Linked DNA regions of Homo sapiens: regions 2, 3, 4, 5 and 6 are each linked to region 1. A link is a contact called in ENCODE Hi-C or POLR2A ChIA-PET data. All regions are on one chromosome and are shown on one strand. Each heading gives the region's core, a stretch centred on a gene start or an enhancer-like site at or near the end of the contact. The rest is flanking DNA. Distances are from core to core; before and after follow the strand shown.

Region 1 (3,844 bases), core at 1,324-3,823:
CTGAGGTCAGGAGTTGGAGACCAGCCTGGGCAACATGGTAAAATCCCGTCTCTACTAAAAATACAAAAAATTAGCCATGCATGGTGGCGCGTGCCTGTAATCCCAGCTACTCGGGGTGGGGCTGCTGAGGCAGGAGAATCGCTTGAACCTGGAAGGCAGAGGTTGCAGTGAGCCGAGATCGTGTCACTGCACTCCAACCTAGGCAACAGAGTGAGGCTTTTTTATTTATTTTATTTTTTTATTATTTATTATTTATTTATTTATTTATTTTTATTTATTTTTTTTGAGACCGAGTCTTGCTCTGTTGCCCAGGCTGGAGTGCAGTGGCGCGATCTCGGCTCACTGCAAGCTCTGTCCCCGGGTTCACGCCATTCTCCTGCCTCAGCCTCCCGAGTAGCTGGGACTACAGGCGCCCGCCACTACACCCGGCTAATTTTTTTTGTATTTTTAGTAGAGACAGGGTTTCACCGTGTTAGCCAGGATGGTCTCGGTCTCCTGACCTCGTGATCCGCCCATCTCGGCCTGACTTTTTTATTTTATAAAAGTAAAATAGGCCAGGCAGGGTGGCTTACGCCCGTAATCCTAGCACTTTGGGAGGCCCAGGTGGGAGGATTGCCCGAGCTCAGGAGTTCGCGACCAGCCTGGGCAGCACAGTGAAACCCCATCTCTACTAAAATACAAAAAATTAGCCAGGCGGGGCGGCATGCGCCTGTGGTCCCAGCTACTGGGGAGGCTGAGGTAGAAGAATTGCTTTAACCAGGGAGGCGGAGGTTGCGGTGAGCCGAGATCATGCCACTGAGCTCCAGCCTGGGCAACAGAGCAAGATTCTGTCTCTAAATAAATAAATAAACAAATAAATAAAATAAAATAAAATAAAATAAAAAGAAACGACCCTCTGAAAATAGTGTGTTTTGTTAATTTGCTTTGCTTTTGTTGGTTGGTTTAATCTATGTACATTCTCCATTGAGATTCTAGTACCTCAGTGTGGAGAAAATGGATACACCTATCACAAGGAAAGCTGCCAATACATTCCTGGGAAAGACAAGCCCCGTTGCTGAGCTTTCTGCCTGAGACTATCACAAACCTCCAGTGAAACCTAAAATAACTTGAGATTTGTTGTGCCTTTTTTTTTGAGACATGATCTTACTCTGTCACCATGGTCCCACTCTGTCACAGGCACCACTCTGTGGTGAGATCTTGGCTCACTGCAGCCTCAACATCCCGGGCTCAAGTGGTCCTCCCACCTCAGCCTCCCGAGTACCTGCCACTACAGGCATGAACCACTGTGTCCAGCTACTTTTGTTTACTTTTTGTAGAGACAGGGTCTCACTATGATGCCCAAGCTAGTCTCAAATTCCTGGGCTCAAGCAATCCTCCTGCGTCAGCCTCCTGAAGTGTTGAGATTAAGGCATGAGCCACAGCGAATGACTCAAGTTTCTACGCCACTCTGCTAATATTCTCAGTAATATGGATTCCGCATATGTGTCGAATGCTTTGTGATTTTCAGACAGGGGTTTCTCTCTTGTTAATTACTCCTCCTTCTCTCACCCAAGTAGCAAGGTGTCTCCAACACCAGCAATTCCTCCCTAGCGCTGTGGAAGAAAGAATGAAGGGGCCGGGCGCGGTGGCTCACGCCTGTAATCCCAGCACTTTGGGAGGCCGAGGCAGGTGGATCACGAGGTCAGGAGATCGAGACCATCCTGGCGAACATGGTGAAACCCCGTCTCTACTAAAAATACAAAAAAATTAGCCGGGCGTGGTGGCGCGTGCCTGTAGTCCCAGCTACTCGGGAGGCTGAGGCAGGAGAATGGCGTGAACCTGGGAGGCGGAGCTTGCAGCAAGCCGAGATCGCGCCACTGCACTCCAGCCTGGGCGACACAGGGAGACTCCGTCTCAAAAAAAAAAAGAAAGAAAGAAAGAAAGAAAGAATGAAGGATTGCAGTCACGTATGTGAGTGCTTCCTAAGTGCTTGAGGTGTCGCACACATGATCTCATAAGCTCATGTTCCTCGCAGCAACCCTGCCACCTGGGTCCCGCTATTGTCCCCATTTTACAGAGGAGGAGACTGAGGCTCGGAGACGTTAAGTAACTTGCCAAGGTGACAGCGCTGGTTACGTGGAGGAGCCGAGGACCCAGCGAAGTGAGCAGGGCAGACATTCTCCATTTTATTGAGAGTCACAGCGAAGTCGGACGCCCCAGGCCCTAGTGACAATTTGCCTGGGAGTTTTCCAGATCCTCAAGCCTCGGGGACTCTGTCGCGCTGCCCCCAGCAGCTGCTTTCTGTTTGGCCGCAGGCTCCAGAAAACACCCTCAAAGAGACACCCGGATCTTCCATCACCTACGATGCAAATTCTACGGCTGGAAAGCACGAGGGTGGAAAGGAAAAAGTTGCGTTCTTTTTACCCCGCTCTGGATTGCACGGTGGAAACTCCGTCTCCACGGAAACGCACCTCCTGGCAGCGGTCGCCAGGGGCGGGGCTCAGGGCGGCTCCTCCCCGGGGCTGCAACTGTTCCCAGGCTGGGGCGATTGCCGTCACCCCTGAACTTCCCCGTTCCTCTTCTCGGCTGCCTCCTTTTCCGTTGTCCCTTCGCGCCCCAAACCACATCCTGGAGCGCACTCTCCAGCGTGGCTGGCAGCGGGGACGGTGCGCCGGGGCGCAGGCCCAAGAGTCGCGTGCGCGGCCCCTTGCACCATCCCCCCGGGCCCACCCCCGGGCCGCGCTGATTGGGCAGGTAGGGACTCTGCCCAGCGGAAAGTTTTGGGTGCCGGGAGGAAGTCTAACCTTTGGGAGACTCCAAGACAGCAGCTCCGAGGTCGGCGGGGGTCTGGGTGGCCATGGAGGAGCCCCCTGTGCGAGAAGAGGAAGAGGAGGAGGGAGAGGAGGACGAGGAGAGGGACGAGGTTGGGCCCGAGGGGGCGCTGGGCAAGAGCCCCTTCCAGCTGACCGCCGAGGACGTGTATGACATCTCCTACCTGTTGGGCCGCGAGCTTATGGCCCTGGGCAGCGACCCCCGGGTGACGCAGCTGCAGTTCAAAGTCGTCCGCGTCCTGGAGATGCTGGAGGCGCTGGTGAATGAGGGCAGCCTGGCGCTGGAGGAGCTGAAGATGGAGAGGGACCACCTCAGGAAGGAGGTGGAGGGGCTGCGGAGACAGAGCCCTCCGGCCAGCGGGGAGGTGAGTGTGGGAGCGAGGGTTCCGGGCCCACGGCGCCTGCGGGGCGTAGGAGGGCACCTACTGGCAGGGAGACGCCTTCCTTTTCTTTTCTCTTCTCTTTTCTCTTTTTTCTTTTTTTAAGAGATGGGATCTCGCTGTGTTGCCCAGGCTGGTCTCAAACTCCTGGCTCCAAGTGATCCCCCAGCCTCAGCCTCCTAGAGTGCTGGGTTTACAGGTGTGAGCCACCCTGCCTGGCCAGAATCTGTATTTCTAACGAGTTCGCAGTTAATGCTGATGCTATTGGCCCAGGGTCCACAGTTTGAGAACCTTTGACCTAGAGCAAGAAACACTTTTTTTTTCTTTTGACACAGGGTCCTGCTCTATCTCCCAGGCTAGAGTGCAGTGGTGCAAACACGGCTCACTACAGCCTTGGCCTCCTAGGCTCAAGCAATTCTCCTGCCTTGCCCTTCCAAGTAGCTGGGAGTACAGGCATGTGCCACCATGCCTGGCTAACTTTTTTGATGTTTTGTAGAGATGGGGGTCTCACCGTTACCCAGGCTGGTCTCAAACTCCTAAGCTCAAGGAATCCTCCCACCTTGGCCTCCCAAAGTGCTGGGCTTGTGGATGTGAGCCACCACACTTGGACAAGAAACACATTTTACCTAAAGAGAAATTAGTGCATATGACCAC
Region 2 (3,121 bases), core at 622-3,121, 1.6 Mb after region 1:
GGTTCCTCCTCTCGCCCGAAGGGCCGGGCTGCGGCGGGGGCTGCTGGTGGTGGTGGTGGGGGGGGTGACTGTTCTCCATGCCGTTAACCCAACCTGAAAACCAGCAAGTTGTTGTCGTCTCCGCCGCGGCGGCGGCGGCGGCCGCTTCTACACACACGCGAAAGAATCCAATCGGCAGGCCCCCACCCCCTCCCACCTTGCCAGCGCGCCCCGAAAGGAGCTGTCTCGCTGGCTCCCCCCAAAACAAGAATGGAGCGAGAGAATAACCCTTCCGGGAGAATTACGCGCCCGCCCGCTCGGCCACCGTCTCGGGGCGGCAGCGAGGGGCTCCCGGGGGTCCCCTGGGCGGGCTGGCGGGGCCCGGGGCGCCCGGAGGACGCGGACTCCGGCCCATGGTGCCCGCCCGGCCGCCCGGCGTGGCGCTCACCCGCTAGCTCGGCCCGGCTCTGGCGCGAGGCTGGCGGCAGGGCCTGGCGGCGCCGCCGCCCGCCCGCCCGCTCGCCCGCTCGGGCCAGGGCCGGGGCCGGGGGCTTGGGCCGCCCGGCTGCCGGCCGCGGCCTCTCCCTCCCCGAGCCGCGCTTACATCCCCGCCGGGCGCCGGCCTCCCTGCGCCGCCAGCCAGTACATGGTGTCCCCCGAGGGAGCCGAGGCCGGGGCGGCCGGACCGGGGGCCAGGAAGGGGGGGCGCCGCCGCCGCGGCTGCCGGGCCCGGAGCTGCTGCCGCTGCCGCCGCCGCTGCTGCTGCTGCTGCCCGGGAGGCGGCTGGCGGCGGAGGCTCGGCTCCCAGTAGCCGCACATCCCACAATACACCGCTAAGGAGCCCGACCCGAGCGCTCACCCTCCTCCTCTTCCTCCTCCTCCTCCTCTTCCTCCTCCCCTCTCCTTCCTCGCCGCTTCCCCAGGCACTCTCCCGGCGGCGGCAGCTGCGCCGCCAAAGCCCCGGGCCCCAGCGGCCCCCCACCCCTCACTCGCGCGCTCCCACACTGCCTCCCCCTCCCCGGGGGAAGGCCTTTTAATTTATTTATTTTTCTGGGACTGGGGTGGGGGTCTTGGCTGGCGGGGGAGGGGGTCTCCCCGGGCTCTACCTCCCGCGGCCGGGACTACCCTCAGAGCCGCGACCGCCGCGGCGTGCGTCCCGGGCCTGCAAAACTGTTTCCAAACTGCCCGGGCCGGAGGCGGGCGCGCGGGGCCCGGGGAGATGGCTGGGGTCTGGGGGGCCGAGGGTGTGTGTGGACGCTGGGAGCCGCGGGGGGAGGCCGGCGTCGACTCAGAGGAGTTGCAATCGAGGTATCTGCGCTCCGGCTTCCTCCTGCGGCCCGCGACCCCCTCCCCGGAGCTGAGCTGGGGAAGGGAGACCAGGGTTCACCACGTTAGCATTCGCATTCCTGGGAGGATGCAGCCCTCGCCTGGACCTGGGCGATAGACGCCTTCTTCTGTTTTTATTTTTGGAGGGGAGCGCCCTGTAATTGTCCTGAACACATGCTTCCCCCCCTTCCTCCAGCCACCCGCGGAGGAGAGAGTCCCCCTTTTTTGCATTTATCTTTTCCTTCCCCTTTCTTTATTAAAGGTCCGGGAGTGGCGGCGGCCAATCAGCGCGCGGCTTCCATTTTGTGAGTTCAACTCCGAGGCTCCCGGGCTTCGCGAGGACGCGTTTGCAGCCCCCTCTGCCGCTCCTCTCTGGCGGCCGAGGCGCAGGAGCCGCCTCGCCGGGGCTCGGAGCTGGTGTAGCTCATATTGGGGCTCTTTTCGGGGTTTGTAATTTGGCCGTGGGTAGGTAATTGGCTGGAGCAGGGCGGCAGGGCGCGGCAGCCAATCAGCGCGCGGCTTCTATAGGGCTTGAGTTATTAGACGCTGATCTCAAAACATCCTTCATCAGACACGAAGGAGAGGCCAACAGATGAGGGAAGCCATTTTTCTGCAATGGAATTAAATGGCCAAGTGGGTTTTTCCTTTGTTGCAAATGGGGAATGTTTTTCCTTTGACTCTACCATCCAGTTCAGGACGTCTCAGTGTGTTTAACATTTGTCAACAGGCCCAAGGACTCACAGTTGGAAGACTGGAGAAGACTTTTTAAAAAGATCTGGATTTTTCCTTATGACTTGGAATCCATCTTTGTCTTGTATAACTAGGTCATAGCACACCATTCATGTCAGCAGTTAACAGTTTTGAATTCCAAAAAAACCTAAGTAAATGACATATTTTTTTTCCTCTTTTTGTTCTATGGGTGGGTGGGGGGAGCTTGGAGCTGTCTTAATCTGTATTCTCTTGACTGAACAATAAATTTTTAAATATATCTAGTTTCCTCTATTAAACACTTAAACCTGGCCATCTTATTAACTCCTTCTCTCTTTTTAACAAGGTAATGTTTTAAATGTATATAGCTTTAGGACTAGCGAAATGGCAGCAACAAAAAATTGTGAGCAGTTGTTACTCTTTTAGTTTTTAAAAAACCTTTTACATTGTAAGTACCCAATCCATTCTGTCCTGACGCAGTACAGTTTTGATGTTAATGTTGCTGAGATGTCCTTAATTTTCCGAACCTTCATCTGCATGTATGTCTTTGTCTCTCTTGTCTAATATAAGCCAGTTAAGATGCTTGAGACGATCTTGCTTTATAAAGCTAAGGTTCTAGCTTTATGCTTTTGAAAATGTTTACAGCACTAAATGCTAGTCAGCTTTCTTCCCCGTAGCTTGTACACTTTCTTTGAAAATCGATCTATTTGAAGAAAAACAGCCCTGTTTTTCTCGTCTTTGGTGTTGGGGGTTGGGGGGAGCTGGTGGGTGAGGGAAAGGAAGACCTTTTCTTTGTGTAGAGAGACTAAAGCCGTCACAGGAAACTAGATTAAAACTGGAAAACAAGTCCTAGCTGGTTCCAGCAAACACCAACGTTAAGTGGGGGGTATTTTCTATGGTGGTTGGGCGGCTGGTGCGTCTTGTGCCTTTTGTTTGATTTGACTGTATTTTCGCCTTTTGTCTCTTAATGACGATCACACCATTGCTATATCCAGAGCAGTAAACAGTCCTCAGCGAAGCCGCCTTTTTGCCTACCCAACCCTGGAAAGTTTGCAGAAGTGGAAGGAGCAGAACGTGAGGGTGTAACTTACAAAAAGGTAATAAGAAC
Region 3 (3,797 bases), core at 1,272-3,771, 1.1 Mb before region 1:
GGGCACATGCTGCTGCCTTCCAGCTTATTAAAAAGAGGAAGAAAACGGCCCGCGCCTCCTTCCCCCAGGCCTCTGGGCCTGCATGCAGAAACCTGAAGCCTGCAATTAAGTGAAACTCGATCCTTAGTGGGGAGAGGTTCTCCTGGGCTGCTGGAAGAGACTCCAGGTCCCAGACCCCGAGGAGGACCACTGGCTTGTCACAGACTATGTGGGGTCTTGGGGGCAAAGAGGCGGCCAGGGGAGAGAGGAGAGAGGGAGACCAGGCCGGCCGAGCCTTAGCCCAGGACACCAGACTCGGGGCTGTAAGCTAAGGTGGCTTTTGTTAAAAGAGAAAAAAATGACAGGTGACTTTCAAGTCACGGGAGCCCCCTTCCTGGAGGCCACCGCCTCTCACTGGGGCCTGGGCTTTTCCACGAGCCTCTGTGTATCGCTGCACGGCCTGGGAACCTGCCTTGTCTGTGGACACGTGGATCTGTGCGCGCTGCTCTCCTGTTTGCTACTGGGGGAGCCGTATGACTGCTAGTTTTGTAGGTCAAAAGTGGTCGAGTATTGACAGCTTTGTATATAATTCAGTGCAGTCGTTTTCTCGGCTAGACAAGCGGCAGACCTGAGTGGTTCCAGACACTTTGTTCTCATGCACCTTATCACATGACTCTGCCTCAGTTTCCTAATATGTAAAATGAGGACCTAAGCAGTCCTCACCTTCTAGGGTTGTTTTGAGAATTAGAAGGGTAATAGACACAGCATCCAGAACCGTGGCATTAGCTATCATTATTTTTATCTGTATGATTACAGGTTTTCACCATGTGCTGGTGCAAACCAGCTTTGATCCAGTTGGCTAATTTTAACTTCTTGTAGTATTTTGTCATGGGGATGTGACGTGAGCTTGGTGTGTTTCCTGGAGAAAGCTACTTGGTGCTTGCCATGGGAAGGGGCTGCCGGGGACTTTCTAGAGAGCACCTCTGGGTGCCTGGGTGCCGTGGCCAGTGGATTTGCCAGCTCTGGGCTTCTCCTGGTGATGCCAGGGGTGCTCCACGGGGGCTTTGCTGGGTCAGCCCTCTCTCCATTGAGGTGTGGGCCCCCCTGCCAGGTCCTAGTGGAGCCACCCAGGGCCAGGCTGGGCATGTGGTTTGGCAGCTGCTTTACATAAAAGACTGTTTTTGGTTTTTGGAAGCAGAACAAATGTGTTCTCTATAAGCTGGAAAATCAGGAAGGAAAAGCTTGCACATAAAAAATACAACCACGTTCCTACCCCCCAGAGAGAGACTGCCAGCCTCCTGGCCAATGTAGTTTCTGATGAAAAGGAACAGAGCTGTCCTCCCCCCCGTTCACCATCCTCCCCCTGCCAGTGGCTGCTGGGGGAAGGAGCTATGAGATATACAGATTGTGGAGCCCCCACTCTAGACCCAGTAGGTTAGACTCCTGAAGGATGGGGCAGGTATTTGGCAGCTGGGGTGGGGCTGTGAGTCAGTGGGACCTGGGTTCAGGTCCCGCCTCTGCCTTCCTTCCATTAGGTGGGGCAGGAAGCCTTGCCTCTCTGAGCCCTGTGACCTCGTCTTCTTGAATGTGTCCTGCAGGGAGGCCCTGCACACAGTGGGTGCCCAACTGACACTCTCATGCATTTGGTAAGAACGGCAGGGTTCTCAGCCTGGGCACTGTTCGGGTTTTGGGGGTTGGGTCACTCTCTGTTGCAGGGGCTGCTCTGGGCAACACCCCTGCTTCCATCCACCAGACCCCAGTAGCACCTCAGCCCCCTTTGCTGCCGCCAGAAATGCCTCCAGACATTGCCTGCGGTCCTCTGGGGGTCACAGTCACTCCCGCCAGACCCCTGCGATACAGGATCTTAGAGAGGGACCTCAGGAGGGGAGAAAGGTCCTGCGAAGGAGTTTTCCTCGGAGCTTGCGCCCAGCATGTAGATTTTGTTCATTCACATACTTGCCATAAGTACCTAGCGTGTACTTCCCCTAGGCAGGCGTGACACTCTGCCCATCCACCCCTGCCTTCCCAGTGGGATAGGGTGGTGACTCAAGGCCCCGTTCCTGCCGCCCTCTCTCCCTCCGTGAAACGTGATAAGGTTATCTTGAGGGGTTGCTGGTGATACGGCGAGGCGCTCTGTCACCTTCAGGCGGGCTGTTTTCTTTCTGGGCCTCGGTTTCCCCATCTGGAGAAGGGTGTTCGTAATAGCATTTACCTCCTGGGTTGCAGTGGGGAGTCAGGAGTCACTGTGGCTGTGATGATGAGCCCATGATGTGTGACCGCTTCTGTCCTGGGGCTCCCTCAGCCCGCTGTGCCCCGGCGCTGGGGCAGAAGCCCTTGGTACCTTCTCTGTGCCTGGCCTCGCGGGTGGGGGTTTCTACTGCAGGGGGCTCAGTTGCCTTCCTCCCCAGGCCCCCAAGGAGCCAGCTCAGCAGAGATCCCTAGGGGGATTAAGTGGGTTCATTTGATCCCGAACGTGAACCTGAGCAGGCGGCTTATCTCCTCGAAAGCCAGACGGGCAGTGGGCCACCCGGCCAAGCGGGGAGTGTGGGATTTTATCCTCCAGCCGCGGCCCTGCCCCTCCCACCGCCAGCCCCTCAGCTGCGTGCCTGCCTGTCTCAGTGCGGCACATGCCACGTGAATTCATCTGATCCTCTCGGTGATCTCGTGACCCAGCAACCATCATCATTGCCAGGCAAGCAGCGAAGGCTCAGAGAGGTTAGCTCCCTGGCTCAGCGCCACACTGCATCCCAACCACCCTGACAATATTTACCCCATAGACTTGGGAAATCCCCTCTACTCCTGGGCAATGAAATTCCTCCTTAATACAGACTAGACTCGACACAGAATTAACAACAACAGCAAAAATCTGTGCGGTGCCCCAACCGTCGGGTAAGGGGAAGCGGGGAAACGAGAGGGAGGAGTGGCTGGCTCCCACTCAGAATGAGTAAGCGTGGATTCGCGAGAAAGCAGATCAGAGCCCTGCAGTGCTGGGGGGAGAGGAGAGTGACATTTAAGAAACAGCTAGTATTTGGACTGGTTCTGGCAGGTTTTTTTGAATGGCCAGGTCATTTGAAAACTGTGTAGGGAGGGTGACTTTTATGGAGTAGGACTGTCCCAAAGGCCATGAGCCAGTCATGGGGCAGCCAAAAACATCCCTGGGGTGGGGACCCTGCCATGGAGATCCCCCGCCCCGCCCTAACAGCACAGAAAAAAATAACAGGAACAGTAAAGATAATATGCTGTTATTGTGAGATGGAATAATAATAAACAGTAACTATGTTTGGGGGGGAACAGCATTGCCATCGAGACCCTCTGTTTTCATATCAATAATAATGACAAAAAGAAAAGAATGGCAGACCAGGCACCATGATGGACCCCCACTCTGTCGCCGTCTGGCTTGGACGACTGCAGTAGCCTCTTCGGGGTCCCCAGTCCACTCTGGTCACACCTGTCTGGTCTCTGAGTTGCAGCCAGAGGGATCCCATCAGAAGGTCCATGAGACTCTGGCCCCACACTCTCCATTCTCTTCCCACTGCTCTGAGAATAAATTCAGAGGCCACCCGGGAGCTCCTCAGCCCTCACCGACCGCATCTGCCTCTGGGCCTTCGCGTTTGTTGTTCCCCCCACCTGGAATGCTGTTCCCTGCATATTGACACAGCTGGCTCCTTGCTGCCATTCAGGTCCCAGCTCAGTGCACGTTTAGGAGGCCTGATGTGATGTGGAGGAGAGTTAGAGTGGAGGAGAGGTCCCATAGGAGGGGACCTGCCCGGCCTGGGGCACCCCAGGCCCCTCTCTCCCACCAGCTGGCTCCTTCACCA
Region 4 (4,115 bases), core at 988-3,487, 1.3 Mb before region 1:
TATACGAACAAGCTCTTTTATGGTCAGAAATGTTAGCCCTTTTCCCCTTAAACTTGTATTTCCTTTCTTCTTCCCTCCTAAAATTTTATCTAAATGATATTTATATTTGATGCTTTTAAGCCTTTTATTAATCACTCCTATACTTGCCTGCAACATAAATATATAAGTTGAAGCAAACTTTTTTTTTTTATTTCTTGTGACCATCAAGGGTAAATTTTTTTAGGTCTGGGGCTGCCATAACAAAATACCATCAAGGCCGGGCGTGGTGGCACACGCCTGTAATCCCAGCCCTGTGGGAGGCCAAGACCGGAGGATTGCTTGATGCCAGGAGTTCAAGACTAGTCTGGGTAATATGGTGAGACCCTCATCAATACAAAAAAAATACAAAAATTAGCCAGGCGTGGTGGTGGGCGCCTGTGGTCCCAACTACTCAGGAGGCTGAGGTAGGATTGCTGGAAGCCAAGAGGTTGAGGCTGCAGTGAGCTGTGATCATGCCACTGCACTCCAGCCTGCGAGACAGAGTGAGACACTGTCTCAAAAAGAAAAAATACCATCAATAGGTGGCTTAAACCATTTATTTCTCACAGCTCTGGAGGCTGGAAGTCTGAGACCAGGGTTCCAGCAGGGTTGGGTTCTGGTGAGGCGTCTCTTCCTGGCTTCAGACGGCCGCCTTCTCTGTGTCCTCACATGGCCTTTCCTCGGTGTGAAAGGGGGAAGAGAGAGGGAGAGCGAGAGCTCTGTGGTGTCTCTTATAAGGACACTGATGCTATCAGATCAGGGCCTCATTTAATTATTTTCTTAGAGGCCCCATCTCCAGACACAGCCACACTGGAGGTTAGGGCTTCAACAGGAATTTTGGGTCAACACAAACATTTAGCCTATACCATCTGGATTGCCTTTCAAGTCTCAGGACACAATTGGTCAAAACTATATTACTATGTTTTATGTGACATATCAAAGTAGCAAAATTTTATTGGAATGCATGTCCTTTTGGTATGCATTTTATATATCTTTTTCATTTACAGATTAGAGTTGTGTGTGAGTGTGTGTACAATTCCATGAATTTTGACATGTTTATAGAGTTGAGTCATTACCCCTACAATCAAGACAAAACAATTTCATCATCCCCCAAGATTTCCTCATGTCTTCCCTTTGTTTTTGTTTGTTTTACAGTGGGCTCCCATAATTTTTTTTTTTTTTTTTTTGAGACAGAGTCTCGCTCTGTTGCCCAGGCTAGAGTGCAGTGGTTCAATCTTGACTCACTGCAGCCTTCACCTCCCAGGCTCAGGAGAGCCTCCTGACTTAGCCTTCCGAGTAGCTGGGACCACAGATGTGTGCCACCACACCTGGCTAATTTTTTTTTTGTAGAGATGGGGGTCTGGCTCTGTTGCCCAGGCTGGTCTCAAACTTTTGGCTTCAAGCATTAGTCCCACCTCAACCTACCAAAGTGCTGGGATTAGAGGCGTGAGCCACTGCACCCAGCCTGCGACCTGTGCTGCCTTCCTCCCACTTTGTAGGGAAGTCCCTCATCCCCATGCTTAGCCCTTGGCCACTAGCTATTTTTACCTTTTCCAGAATGTTCTAAATGGGATCTACAGCCTGTAACCCTCTGAGCCTGGCTTCCTTCACTCAGCACTGTCTCTAGATGCATGCCTGTTGTTGTGTGTAGCAATAGTTCCTTTCTTTTCACTGCTGAGCAGAACTCCATGGGGTGCACACACCAGTGCTTTTCAGCCGTTCACTTATTGAGGGACACGTAGAGTGGTTGCAGCCTTTGGCAATTGCATTAGTTGGTTTTCACGCCACTGATAAAGACATACCCAAGACTGGGTAACTTTTAAAGAAAAAAGGTTTCATGAACTCACAGTTCATATGGCTGGGGAGGCCTCACAATCATGGTGGAAGGCAAAGGAGAAGCAAAGTCATGTCTTACATGGGACCAGAGAAGAGAGAATGAGAGCCAAGTGAAAGGGGAAACCCCCGATCAAACCATCAGATCTTGTGAGACTTACTCACCACCAGGAGAACAGTATGGGGTTAACCGCCCGTATGATTCAATGATCTCCCACTGGCTCCCTCCCACAACATGGGAATTATGGGAACTACAATTCGAGATGAGATTTGGGCAGGGACGCAGCCAAACCACATCAGCAACTATGAACAAAGCTGCTGTGAACGTTCATGTACAGATTTGTGTGTGAAGGCGTACGTTCATTTCCCTGGGGTGTATACCTCGGAGTGGAGCTGCTGAGTCAAACTGGAGCTCTGCGTTTCACTTTTGGGGGACTGCCAGTTTCACAGTCGCTGTACCAGGCTGCATTCCCATCAGCTCTGCGTCCTCACCAGCATCTTGGTGTTTTCAGTTTTAAAAAACTTCAGCCCTTCGTAGTGGTTTCTCATTGTGGCTTTTATTTGCTTAGAAATACTTCTTGTCCTGAGATGAGTGGGACTTCCTCTCCACCCCCAATTAATTCATGTATCCGTGAATGACTGTCACGTATTGCTAGAATGAAACCAATTTTTACCATCAATTCTTTGTCCCTGCAAGTGCAGAGAAGCCTTGTTTTCATAAGGAAGTCACTGGGAGTGGAATTCTTATACTCCTTCTGGGTAGTATGCGAATGTCACACGGCGATCTGTCATTGGAAGCGATTCTCACTGATCTCCCAGCAGACAGGTCCGTTTGACCTTTCTTCAAATTTGTAGAAAGCAGCAAAGTGGAAACCACCGGCTTGCAAAAGCATTTCTTACCCAATCTTTAGATGGGTTCTCGAAACCTGTGTCCGGGAAGTTCCCTCTGATTGGGGCTGGAGGTCAGGGAGGCTTTGCCCGTTGGCTGTAGAGTGGAGGGGTGGGGGGTCTTGTGACCTGCCCGGGGAAATGGCAGGCGAGTGACAAGCTCAGGAGAGAGTCCAGGCCCCGAGGATGGTTCCCTTCAAACTCCCCATGTCTGATCCTCTGGGAAGCTGAGGCCAGCTTTGGTTATTTGATAGCCACGGTGAGGATTTTGACTTAATCTGTGTATGCAACACATCACAGACAGTTTTAACTCTTGCATTCAAGTCTACCTGCTCATAAAACAGAAAAAAAGACAGGCCCCAGAAGGCATTCGGTTTTTTTTTTTTTTTTTTTTTTTTTTTGGAGACAGGGTCTCACTTTGTCACCTAGGCTGGCACAATCACTGCTCACTGCAGCCTCAACCTCCCAGGCTCAGGCGATCCTCTCACCTCAGCCAGCCTCCCAAGTAGGTGGGATTATAGGCCTGTGCCACTACACCCGGCTAATTTTTTGTATATTTTTGTAAAGATGGGGTTTCGCCGTGTCGCCCAGGCTGATCTCCAACTCCCAGGCTCAAGCGATCCGCCCGCCTCGGCCTCCCAAAGTGCTGGGATAACAGGCATGAGCCACTGCCCTGGCCCTTAAGTCATTCTTGTGTTTGTGTGTGTGTGGGGTGTGTGTGTGTGTGTGTGTGTGTGTGTGTGTGTGTGTGTTCCCGAGGGACTTAGCCTCCCGTGTGTCTCATTGGGTGAACATCTTGCTTCTGAGTGAGGTTTGATTTTTTTGTAGGGTGTGCGTTTGGACACATCCTTGGTCTTAAGCCCAGCCAACGACCTTAGCCAGGGCTCAGGGAGGGAAGCACCGCCTGCCCCACAGCTGGAGGGCTGGGGTTCGGGACACCCGGTCGAGCTTCAGTGTCTCTGATTCTGAGCATCTTTGACTCTGCGAGACTTTCTTCTCATGCCTTCACTTCAGGCGCCAGCCCCTGCCAACGATGGGACTCCACTACTTACCATGTTGATTTAATTTGGCTTACTTTTTTTCTTAAAGAATTTTATTTTAAAAGGAAGGCAGTCATATCTGTGAAATTATGGGTCCTTTGGGCAAGTAATAGTTTTCCAGTCGCCATTAAAATAAATACCTAACTATTAAGGACGTTCCTCCCAGTACCTCGAAGCAGCCTGCTACCTGCAATCTCTGCACCATCCCATGATTGTGTCCCATGCACCCTTCTTCCTGCTCGGCCTGCATCGCCCCTGCGTGGCCTTTTCCCCCCTCTCTGCCTCTCTCAGTCTTCGCCATCATCAAAGGCGCAATTCCAGCCATGCCCTCTCCTC
Region 5 (4,147 bases), core at 1,337-3,836, 1.1 Mb before region 1:
CTGGATATATATACAGCATGCTCCAGCCAGCTGCAGCCTGGCCTGGGACACATACAACATGCTTCCCAGTGTCCCTGGTGACTTCCCAACTGAGTCTCCCTCTCCCTTCCTGTAAAATGGGTATGTTGAAAGTCTTTCCCTCACAAAGGCAATTGAGATGTTTGGGAAGCTCTTAGCTGTTACTGTTACTAACTCACAGTCCAGGGGGCCCCCCCGGGAAGGCTGTTTGTGTGCAGTGTTCTTTGGCCGCTTTTTAAAGGTACTGTTCCCATTAGTTGCTCATGGACTGTCACTCAGAGCCCAGTAGAAACAAAGTAGCAAACTAGGGTGCCGGTCTGCGATTGGGGGAAGGGGCGGGCTCAGCTGAGACCTCCCCAGAGTCCAGATTTCCAGCACTCATTTGGAATCACGGGCTGCTGCTGGAGGCTGGCAAGTCGGGTTCTTCATCTCTCCAGGCCTGTTTCCCTACTTGGGACCAGGCCCCTTGCTTCCCCCAGGGTAAGTGCTCACTCAGTGCTGGTGTTACTCCCCGCCGTCTGTGAGGGTGAGATTAATAACCCAATTCAGCCAGGAAACAGGAGCAGACGGGAAAGGGCCAATCCCTTTCGGGATAAACGCTGCCCTTCTCCTGGCCTCAGTCTTGCCATCTGTGACATGGTCGGGCCAGAGGCCATTGGCGCTTGAGTTGATAAGGCTTCCAGTGAGGGATTTCTAGGTGACGCTTGGGACATTACAAAGCTGACAGACCCCCTGCTTTCCCCGCTCCTAAGCCTGCAGGGAGCCCTCGAGGGCAGAAGCTGGGAGACCCCTGAAGACACCCCAAATGTCCCTCCTCCAGCTTCAAATAGAGCTGAATCTCATGGAAATGCAAATTCCCAGAGGGTTTTCAGGTGACAGAGGAGGGCTGCCAGGCGGCCTGGGGCTGGCAGAGGAGCTCCCCCGCCCCCGCTTCCCTCTCCAAGACCCTTGGTGGGGGAGGTGGGGGATCAGGCCTTCCTTCTGCGGCTCCAGCTTTTTGCCTGTGGATTCGGACCGACTGGCTGGGCAGAACTGGAGCTGGTCGGGCCAAAACAAGGAGGTGGGGGGGGGGCACTGACCTATGACCCCTCCTGTTTCAGTCTGCAAACTGCTCCCCTCCACACCCACTTCCCTTTTGCCAGACATTGTCAGCCCCAGAGGCTCCCGCCAGCCCCCCAAAAGCTCATAATTAAAAGCCCGAGGGGGCAGAGAAGGACCTGGCTGCAGGGGAGCCCGGCAAACCCAGCATCCTGGCGGAGGCGGGAGGCCCGCCGGCCTCTGGAAACCACGCGGCTGCCTCCCCACCGCAGCCATTCCCCGCTCTCCCTGGGGGTTCTCAGATGTTGCCAGATGGCAGAACTGAATCTGCTGAGACGTCACTCCAAAAAAGGAAAGTTGAACTGAAAAAAAAAAAAAAAATTCAAACTCTCCAACATCTTAGGAGAAAGCAGAAGAGGAGGGAGGGAGGGAGGCTCCAGGCCCAGGGCTCCCAGTGCCCTCTGCTGTTCAAAGAGATCTGCCCTGGTTGGAGAGGGCAAACCTGGAGGGGGTGGGAGGAGGGGGTAAATGAGGACACTGGGTTGTCAGGGCGGCCAGGGGGGCCAGGTTCCTGCTGGAGCGGAGAGTGTCTGCCTGTGCGTGGGGGAGCGAGCACATGTGTGCCGTCTGTGACTGCGTGCTTGTGCAGGCCGGGCGTGTGTGGCTCCCAGGGTCACGCTTTGGGATGTGTGTGTCTGTGTGTGTGTGTGGGGGGGGCGGGGGGGACACAGGCTCGTTGCATTGTCTCCGCATTTGTGTCCCTGAATGTCCCCAAGTGGGACTTCACTCAACACATTCGTGAGTCCCTACTGCGATAGGGCAGTGAACAAAATAGAAATCTCTGCCCTCAGGAAACTGGCATTCTAGCGTCTGTGTCCTCCGGGGTGCTGTGAACTCGCGTGGGTGTCCCAGTATTTGTCTGTGTGAGATCTGACATCTCCGGTCCGTGGTGGGTGGTGAGTCTGCAGTGTGTTCGCCCGGGCTGGGTCTCGGGTCTGGGGAGGCCCAGCGTGTTCCTGCCTGGAGAGGGCTCTGCGCTACTGTCTGCTCCCGTCCCCAAGTGCCCCACTGGGCGTGCTCCTAAAAGGCCCTGTGTAGGGCCCTCCCTGCGCGCCCCCTCCCCATCCAGCGGCCACTCCAGAGTTATAATTTAATAGCTGAAACGCGATTCCAGTGAGGTACTGGGGCTGGAGAGGAGGAGGAGGGCCCCCGGGCCCGCAGGAGAAGAGGGAGGGGAAGGCTGGGAGGCGCTTCCCCCCTCCTTCCTCCTCGGGGAGCTGCCAAAAAGAAACTCGGCGTCGCGCCCAAGTGTGTGCGTGCGTGTCTGTGTGTGTGGCGGCGTGCGCGCGCGAGTGGGGACGCGCAGGGCCTGGAGAGAAGGCGCGGGCCCTTTAAGGAGCCAGAGGGGGCCGGGCCGGGGCGCGTCGCTGCGGGCGGGGAGCCGGGAGCAGGGAGGCCGAGCCACCGCCTCCCGGGCTCGCGCCCCGCCCCCTCCTCCCCCTCCCGCCGCCGCCGCCGCCGCCGCCGCCGCCACCGCCGCCGCGGCCGCCGGGGAGCGCGGAGCCGCGGGCAGGCCGGGCCGCACCGGAGCCCCGCGTCCGCCGGCGCCCCGCCCGAGCCCTGCGCCCGCGCCCTGCGCTCCGCGATGCGCGCCAACTTGCGGGCCGGGGACCCAGGGCCGGCGCCCTAGGAGGCGGCGGCGGGAGGATCGCGTCCCGACCCGAGGCCGGGCCTGCTGCGCGCCCCCAGCCCGATCGGCACCGCCACTTGCCTGAGCGCCCCGGCGGCCCGAGCGCGCCCCAAGCCCGGGCGCCACCGCTGCCACCTCCGCGAGGTGAGTTGGGGCCGAGGGTCCCCGCGAAGGGCGGGGGGAGGCGCGGAGCGCGCTTCCGGGGGATCCGGGGAGGATCGGGCGGCGCACGCGGCGGAGTTGGCGGGGCCCCTGCACTCCCGAGTTGGCGCTCTCGGGGGGTGGCCTGCTGGGGAGCAAGGCGCCCCGCCGACACTGCGGCCCGCGTGCTCGGGGGCGCCGGGGAACTTAGGGGAACTCCAGCTCCCTAGCGAGGGGGCGGGAAGGAGGGAAGTGGCGTTGGGGTGGGCGGGGGGCGCGCTGGAAATGCACAGAGCGGCCCCCCACAGTGTGCGCCGGCTCTGGGGACTTGGCCGCCAGGCGTCCCTTGTACCCGGTGTAGCCCCGGACCTGGCGGGGCGACACTGCGCCTTATTTTCCATCGGGCAGCGCGGGTTTGAAAGCCCTTGGAGATGGTACCCCTAGCTCCCTGGCCTGGCTGTTGTGGAGGGGCGCATGAGGGTCTCTCACCAGCCGAGGGGGAGAGCCAGCCTTGTCCCTCCTAGGCGTGGGGCCACGGGGCGCTGGGCGGGGTCCCTCGGGAGAGTCGCCCCTGGTCCCCCTCCCCCGCGGGCCGGTGTTCCTGGTGTCTGGGCCTGCCTCCCGTGGCTGGTGACGCCTCATTGGGCCGCCTCCTAGTCCCTCCCCCGGGCTGTGCGGATACTTGGGATGCCACTACTTTGCGAAGTTGGAATTCAGAGCTGATCCCACTTGGGCACGACTGGGAAGACCCAGACCCTTGTCTAGAGGGCAGCTTCCTCAGAGGCCTGCGGGGAGTGAGGGCACCCGTGGGGTACGCCCTCCCCGCCCCAGACACTTGCAGGAGGAGCAAGCCGAGGGCGGGAGGGCACGGCGGGCGGGAGGGAGAGACAGGCTGTACCTGGGAGCTGCTGTCGCCCGGGCCCAATTAGCGTGGGGCGCCCGGCGTTATTTTTACATTGTAGGTTTATTTTTTTGGAAGCGAGTGTCCTCCCGCCGCCTGTCGCGCGCTCCGGCTCTCCGAGGGTCTGGTGCAGGCAGCGGGGGCGGATCTGTTCTGTCGGCTCAGCCTCCTCCCTTCCTCCCCCTCCTCCTCTCCCCCGTTGGTGAGAACTGGTTTTATTGTGATTATTATTATTTTTCCCTTTTTGCAGATTTGGAGGAAGGATGTGTGAGGGAGGGAAGAGGGGAGGAGGGGATAAGGGGAGGACCCTGTGGGCGGGGTGGGGGAGTTCTGGGCGCGTTGGGATGTGTTACCGGTGG
Region 6 (4,138 bases), core at 1,127-3,626, 1.4 Mb after region 1:
AGTGCAGAACAAAATGAAAAGTCTCCCATGTCTACTTCTTTCTACACAGACACGGCAACCATCCGATTTCTCAATCTTTTCCCCACCTTTCCCGCCTTTCTATTCCACAAAGCCGCCATTGTCATCCTGGCCCGTTCTCAATGAGCTGTTGGGCACACGTCCCAGACGGGGTGGTGGCCGGGCAGAGGGGCTCCTCACTTCCCAGTAGGGGCGGCCGGGCAGAGGCGCCCCTCACCTCCCGGACGGGGCGGCTGGCCGGGCAGGGGGGCTGACCCCCCCCACCTCCCTCCCGGACGGGGCGGCTGGCCGAGCGGGGGGGCTGACCCCCCCACCTCCCTCCCGGACGGGGCGGCTGGCCGGGCAGAGGGGCTCCTCACTTCCCAGTAGGGGCGGCCGGGCAGAGGCGCCCCTCACCTCCCGGACGGGGCGGCTGGCCGGGCGGGGGGGCTGACCCCCCCCACCTCCCTCCCGGACGGGGCGGCTGGCCGGGCAGAGGGGCTCCTCACTTCCCAGTAGGGGCCGCCGGGCAGAGGCGCCCCTCACCTCCCGGATGGGGCGGCTGGCCAGGCGGGGGGGCTGACCCCCCCCCCACCTCCCTCCCGGACGGGGCGGCTGGCCGGGCGGGGGGCTGACCCCCCCACCTCCCTCCCGGACGGGGTGCTGGCCGGGCAGAGGGGCTCCTCACTTCCCAGTAGGGGCGGCCGGGCAGAGGCGCCCCTCACCTCCCGGACGGGGCGGCTGGCCGGGCGGGGGGGCTGACCCCCCCCACCTCCCTCCCGGACGGGGCGGCTGGCCGGGCGGGGGGCTGACCCCCCCACCTCCCTCCCGGACGGGGTGCTGGCCGGGCAGAGGGGCTCCTCACTTCTCAGACGGGGTGGTTGCCAGGCAGAGGGTCTCCTCACTTCTCAGACGGGGCGGCCGGGCAGAGACGCTCCTCACCTCCCAGACGGGGTCTCGGCCGGGCAGAGGCACTCCTCACATCCCAGATGGGGCGGCGGGGCAGAGGCGCTCCCCACATCTCAGACGATGGGCGGCCGGGCAGAGACGCTCCTCACTTCCTAGATGTGATGGCGGCTGGGAAGAGGCGCTCCTCACTTCCTAGATGGGATGGCGGCCGGGTGGAGACGCTCCTCACTTTCCAGACTGGGCAGCCAGGCAGAGGGGCTCCTCACATCCCCGACGATGGGCGGCCAGGCAGAGACACTCCTCACTTCCCAGACGGGGTGGCGGCCGGGCAGAGGCTGCAATCTCGGCACTTTGGGAGGCCAAGGCAGGCGGCTGGGAGGTGTAGGTTGTAGTGAGCCGAGATCACGCCACTGCACTCCAGCCTGGGCACCATTGAGCACTGAGTGAACGAGACTCCGTCTGCAATCCCGGCACCTCGGGAGGCCGAGGTTGGCGGATCACTCGCGGTTAGGGGCTGGAGACCGGCCCGGCCAACACAGCGAAACCCGGTCTCCACCAAAACCAGTCAGGCGTGGCGGCGCGTGCCTGCAATCGCAGGCACTCGGCAGGCTGAGGCAGGAGAATCAGGCAGGGAGGTTGCAGTGAGCCGAGATGGCAGCAGTACAGTCCAGCTTCGGCTCCGCATGAGAGGGAGACCGTGGGGAGAGGGAGAGGGAGAGGGAGACGGAGAGGGAGAGGGAGTGGGAGAGGGAGAGGGAGAGCTCTTGTGATTATATTTTTCTATGCACTTGCTAATTACAATACATGTAATCATAACATAAGATAAATTATAATTTGGCTGGGTGGGGTGGCTTACGCCTGTAATCCCAGCACTTTAGGAGGCTGGAGTGGGTAGATCGTTTTAGGAGCTTGAGACAGCCTGGGCTGTGAAATCCTGTCTCTACAAAAAAGACAACAAATTAGCTTGGCGTGGTGGCGCATGTGCCTGTAGTCCCAGCTACTTGGGAGGCTGAGATGGGAGGATCACCTGAGCCCGGGAGGTGGAGGCTGCACTGAGCCGTGATTGTGCCACTGCACTCCAGCCTGGGCAACAGGAGTGAGGAGTAAGACCCTGTCTGAAAAAGAAAAAAAAAAGAAATAATATATATAAATATATATAAATTACCAATGTAATATATGATTTAACTCAGTTCAGAACAGGAGACTAAGACGACAAAAGGAATTCATAAGGGCCTGAGTTACTCATACCCAGAGAGTTCCAAAGAGCTCAGCAAACATTCACAGCACAAACCACTCAGCATGTGATTCACCTCTTACTCTCTCTTCCCGTATGACTGATCAAGAATCACTACTCAACAAGCACGGAGTTGGCAGCTTCGGCATCACTGACATTTCCTTCCTGAGCCGACTTCGCAAGTGTTCGTTGAAAAGGCAGGTTCTGCTACTTGTCTGAACAAAGTTCATGCTTGGGAGAGGAACCTCGGAGCTGGAAATAGAACGCAGAGCTTGTTCTGAACGCCCCCGTGTGAAGATGGCTTGAGAGAAGCAGGAGTCCTAGCTGAGCGGCCCAGACGCACTGGTGGTTGTCAGTCAGCCTGGCCTTTGATTGGCATTCTCACGCCTGCTAAGGCGGGGCTTTATTCCATTCACCTGGAGAGCTTAAACAGTTCTGAGGCCCAGATCCTATTCCCTGAGAACCTGATTTTTTTTTTTAGATGATAGTCTCACTCTGTCGCCCAGGCAGGAGTCCAGTGGCGTGATCTCGGATCACAGCAACCTCCACCTCCTGAGTCCAACCAATTCTCCTGCCTCAGCCTCCCAAGTAGCTGGGACTACAGGCGCGCGCCACCACAGCTGGCTAATTTTTGTATTTTTAGTAGCAACAGGGTTCCTACTGTTGGCCAGGCTGGTCTCAAACTCTTGACTTCAAGTGATCTGCCTGCCTCGGCCTCCCAAATTGCTGGGATTACAGGAATGAGCCACCACAACCAGCTGAGATCCTGATTTAATTGGTCTGGGGACCAAATTTTTGGAAGCTTCTCATTCGAATGATTTGAATGCGTAGCCAAGCTTGAGAAACATGGCTGGAAGGCAAAGGCTCGCTGACATGTCAGGCTTCACAATGACCGGGAGGTCTTGTTCAAACAGACTGCTGGTCCCACCTGGGGGGTTTCTGAGTCTGGGATAGGGTCTGACCATTTGCATTTCTTGTAAGTCCCTAGGTCACGTGAAGTCAATCCTGTTGGTCTGGGGACCACACTTTGAATACTGCTGCTCTTAGACCACAGGGGTTCACGGAGGTGATACTGGTGCCAAAATGAATCAGCCCCAAGCTTGTGACTTTCAGTAGAGAGTAATAATGGGTGGCAGCTGCGGTGCACGCTCTAATTCTTTGGGCTCACATCTGTTTTCCCCATTAAGCTGTAGCCAGAGCTTTCATCTCTATTTCCCCGGCAGCTTAGTTCAGAGCCTGGCACATTATAGAGGCTCAGAGAAATGTTTACTGAATGGATAGATAGATGGATGAATGGATGAATGAATGAATGATGAAGTAAATAATGTGGACACAAGTGAGGCCACAAAAAGAATTCTCTTGAAACTCACAAGAAGCTTAGAATAATCATTTAGTGCCCTAGTTAATTTTACTCGATTTACTAGTAGTTACTGAGCATTTGGTTTAGTGCAAAGCCAATGAAATACAAGTCTCTCAATTATTACTAGAACAGTTCTGCATTCTGGTTTTCAATCTTAGTCACTGGGGTCAGCAAATATTTATTCAGTGTCTATTAAGGTCTGGGCCATGTGAAGAGATGCTCAAGAGACGATATACACAAGGAAAGCGAACTAACAGGCTCCATCGCCAAGGTCCTCAGCCCTGGCTGCCTGGGGCTTTAAAAACTGTCCATGCTTAGACTCCACCCCTAGGTTCTGTTGCACAAGGCTGGGGCCCAGGTGTAAAAATCAGGTGTAAAAATACTGATGTATTTTTTTAAGTGCCCTCAACTGATTTTAAAAGGTTGGCTACCGTGGCTCTAGAAGATTCAGTGCCAAGATGCAGGAGAACATCATCAAAGGTTGGAGGAGCTCTCAGCCAGGTGGGCTTCGGGAAGGCTTCCTGGAAGAGGTGGGCCTACTGCAGAGCCATGAAGGGTTTGGCCAGTAGGAGGTCAGAGGAAGACACTGTATGCTGGGAAACAAGCATGAGGAGGAGGGTGCAGAGGAGGTGCCCACC

What was found. A loop is a pair of places that touch in the nucleus more often than their neighbours do. ChIA-PET counts read pairs that join two places held with the same protein, here RNA polymerase II (POLR2A). Pooled maps may share reads with other maps.
Region 2: a pooled map shows a loop between it and region 1 (7-fold over the local background). The contact joins the promoter of LINC01089 here to the promoter of RILPL2 in region 1. A Hi-C loop is called at or near these places in 1 of 37 single-sample maps with no recorded cell type and 5 of 50 pooled maps. POLR2A ChIA-PET finds 5 or more read pairs at or near these places in 2 of 52 experiments (CD8-positive, alpha-beta T cell and activated T-cell).
Region 3: a pooled map shows a loop between it and region 1 (2.8-fold over the local background). The contact joins the enhancer-like site here to the promoter of RILPL2 in region 1. A Hi-C loop is called at or near these places in 1 of 37 single-sample maps with no recorded cell type and 2 of 50 pooled maps. POLR2A ChIA-PET finds 5 or more read pairs at or near these places in 1 of 52 experiments (GM10248).
Region 4: a loop to region 1 is called in a map of GM12878, with 7 times the contacts of the local background. The contact joins the enhancer-like site here to the promoter of RILPL2 in region 1. A Hi-C loop is called at or near these places in 1 of 168 maps with a recorded cell type or tissue (GM12878), 4 of 37 single-sample maps with no recorded cell type and 6 of 50 pooled maps.
Region 5: a loop to region 1 is called in a pooled map, with 3 times the contacts of the local background. The contact joins the promoter of NCOR2 here to the promoter of RILPL2 in region 1. A Hi-C loop is called at or near these places in 1 of 37 single-sample maps with no recorded cell type and 4 of 50 pooled maps. POLR2A ChIA-PET finds 5 or more read pairs at or near these places in 1 of 52 experiments (GM10248).
Region 6: a pooled map shows a loop between it and region 1 (4-fold over the local background). The contact joins the enhancer-like site here to the promoter of RILPL2 in region 1. A Hi-C loop is called at or near these places in 1 of 37 single-sample maps with no recorded cell type and 2 of 50 pooled maps. POLR2A ChIA-PET finds 5 or more read pairs at or near these places in 2 of 52 experiments (B cell and activated B cell).

What each region holds. Positions count from the first base shown.
Region 1 is chr12:123,435,413-123,439,256 of GRCh38, reverse strand. RILPL2 (Rab interacting lysosomal protein like 2) reads left to right here and starts at 2,573. Exons shown (of 4, transcript NM_145058.3): 1 at 2,573-3,175. The coding sequence starts at 2,837. RefSeq lists a silencer at 2,567-2,826 and an enhancer at 2,668-3,597.
Region 2 is chr12:121,801,696-121,804,816 of GRCh38, reverse strand. It overlaps LINC01089 (long intergenic non-protein coding RNA 1089), which reads left to right and starts at 1,871. Exons shown (of 4, transcript NR_152740.1): 1 at 1,871-2,186; 2 at 3,009-3,110. It overlaps SETD1B (SET domain containing 1B, histone lysine methyltransferase), which reads right to left and starts at 808. Exons shown (of 17, transcript NM_001353345.2): 1 at 584-808; 2 at 1-93. The coding sequence starts at 79. RefSeq lists silencers at 514-573, 614-743, 1,014-1,263.
Region 3 is chr12:124,548,042-124,551,838 of GRCh38, reverse strand. The region is part of intron 1 of NCOR2 (nuclear receptor corepressor 2); the gene reads left to right. Among named protein-coding and RNA genes, the nearest start is that of NCOR2, 18 kb to the left of the region's middle. RefSeq lists enhancers at 1-176, 1-578, 2,540-2,779 and a silencer at 362-656. Within about 2 kb of position 2,521, at least 22 of the 41 ENCODE cell types and tissues checked have a DNase peak (open chromatin) inside an H3K27ac peak, as active enhancers do.
Region 4 is chr12:124,772,918-124,777,032 of GRCh38, reverse strand. SCARB1 (scavenger receptor class B member 1) reads left to right here. Exons shown (of 13, transcript NM_005505.5): 13 at 1-177. Among named protein-coding and RNA genes, the nearest start is that of SCARB1, 89 kb to the left of the region's middle. RefSeq lists enhancers at 2,326-2,485, 2,546-2,595, 2,606-2,765 and a silencer at 2,676-2,970. Within about 2 kb of position 2,237, at least 14 of the 41 ENCODE cell types and tissues checked have a DNase peak (open chromatin) inside an H3K27ac peak, as active enhancers do; they include GM12878, where a contact is called at or near this core.
Region 5 is chr12:124,566,051-124,570,197 of GRCh38, reverse strand. It overlaps NCOR2 (nuclear receptor corepressor 2), which reads left to right and starts at 2,586. Exons shown (of 49, transcript NM_006312.6): 1 at 2,586-2,890. RefSeq lists enhancers at 273-1,133, 1,134-1,994, 2,161-2,210 and silencers at 2,331-2,580, 2,691-3,050, 3,071-3,180, 3,321-3,540, 3,741-3,840.
Region 6 is chr12:121,990,474-121,994,611 of GRCh38, reverse strand. All of the region lies in intron 19 of CFAP251 (cilia and flagella associated protein 251), which reads right to left. Among named protein-coding and RNA genes, the nearest start is that of BCL7A, 29 kb to the left of the region's middle. RefSeq lists enhancers at 2,346-2,445, 3,528-3,577. Within about 2 kb of position 2,376, at least 13 of the 41 ENCODE cell types and tissues checked have a DNase peak (open chromatin) inside an H3K27ac peak, as active enhancers do; they include B cell, where a contact is called at or near this core.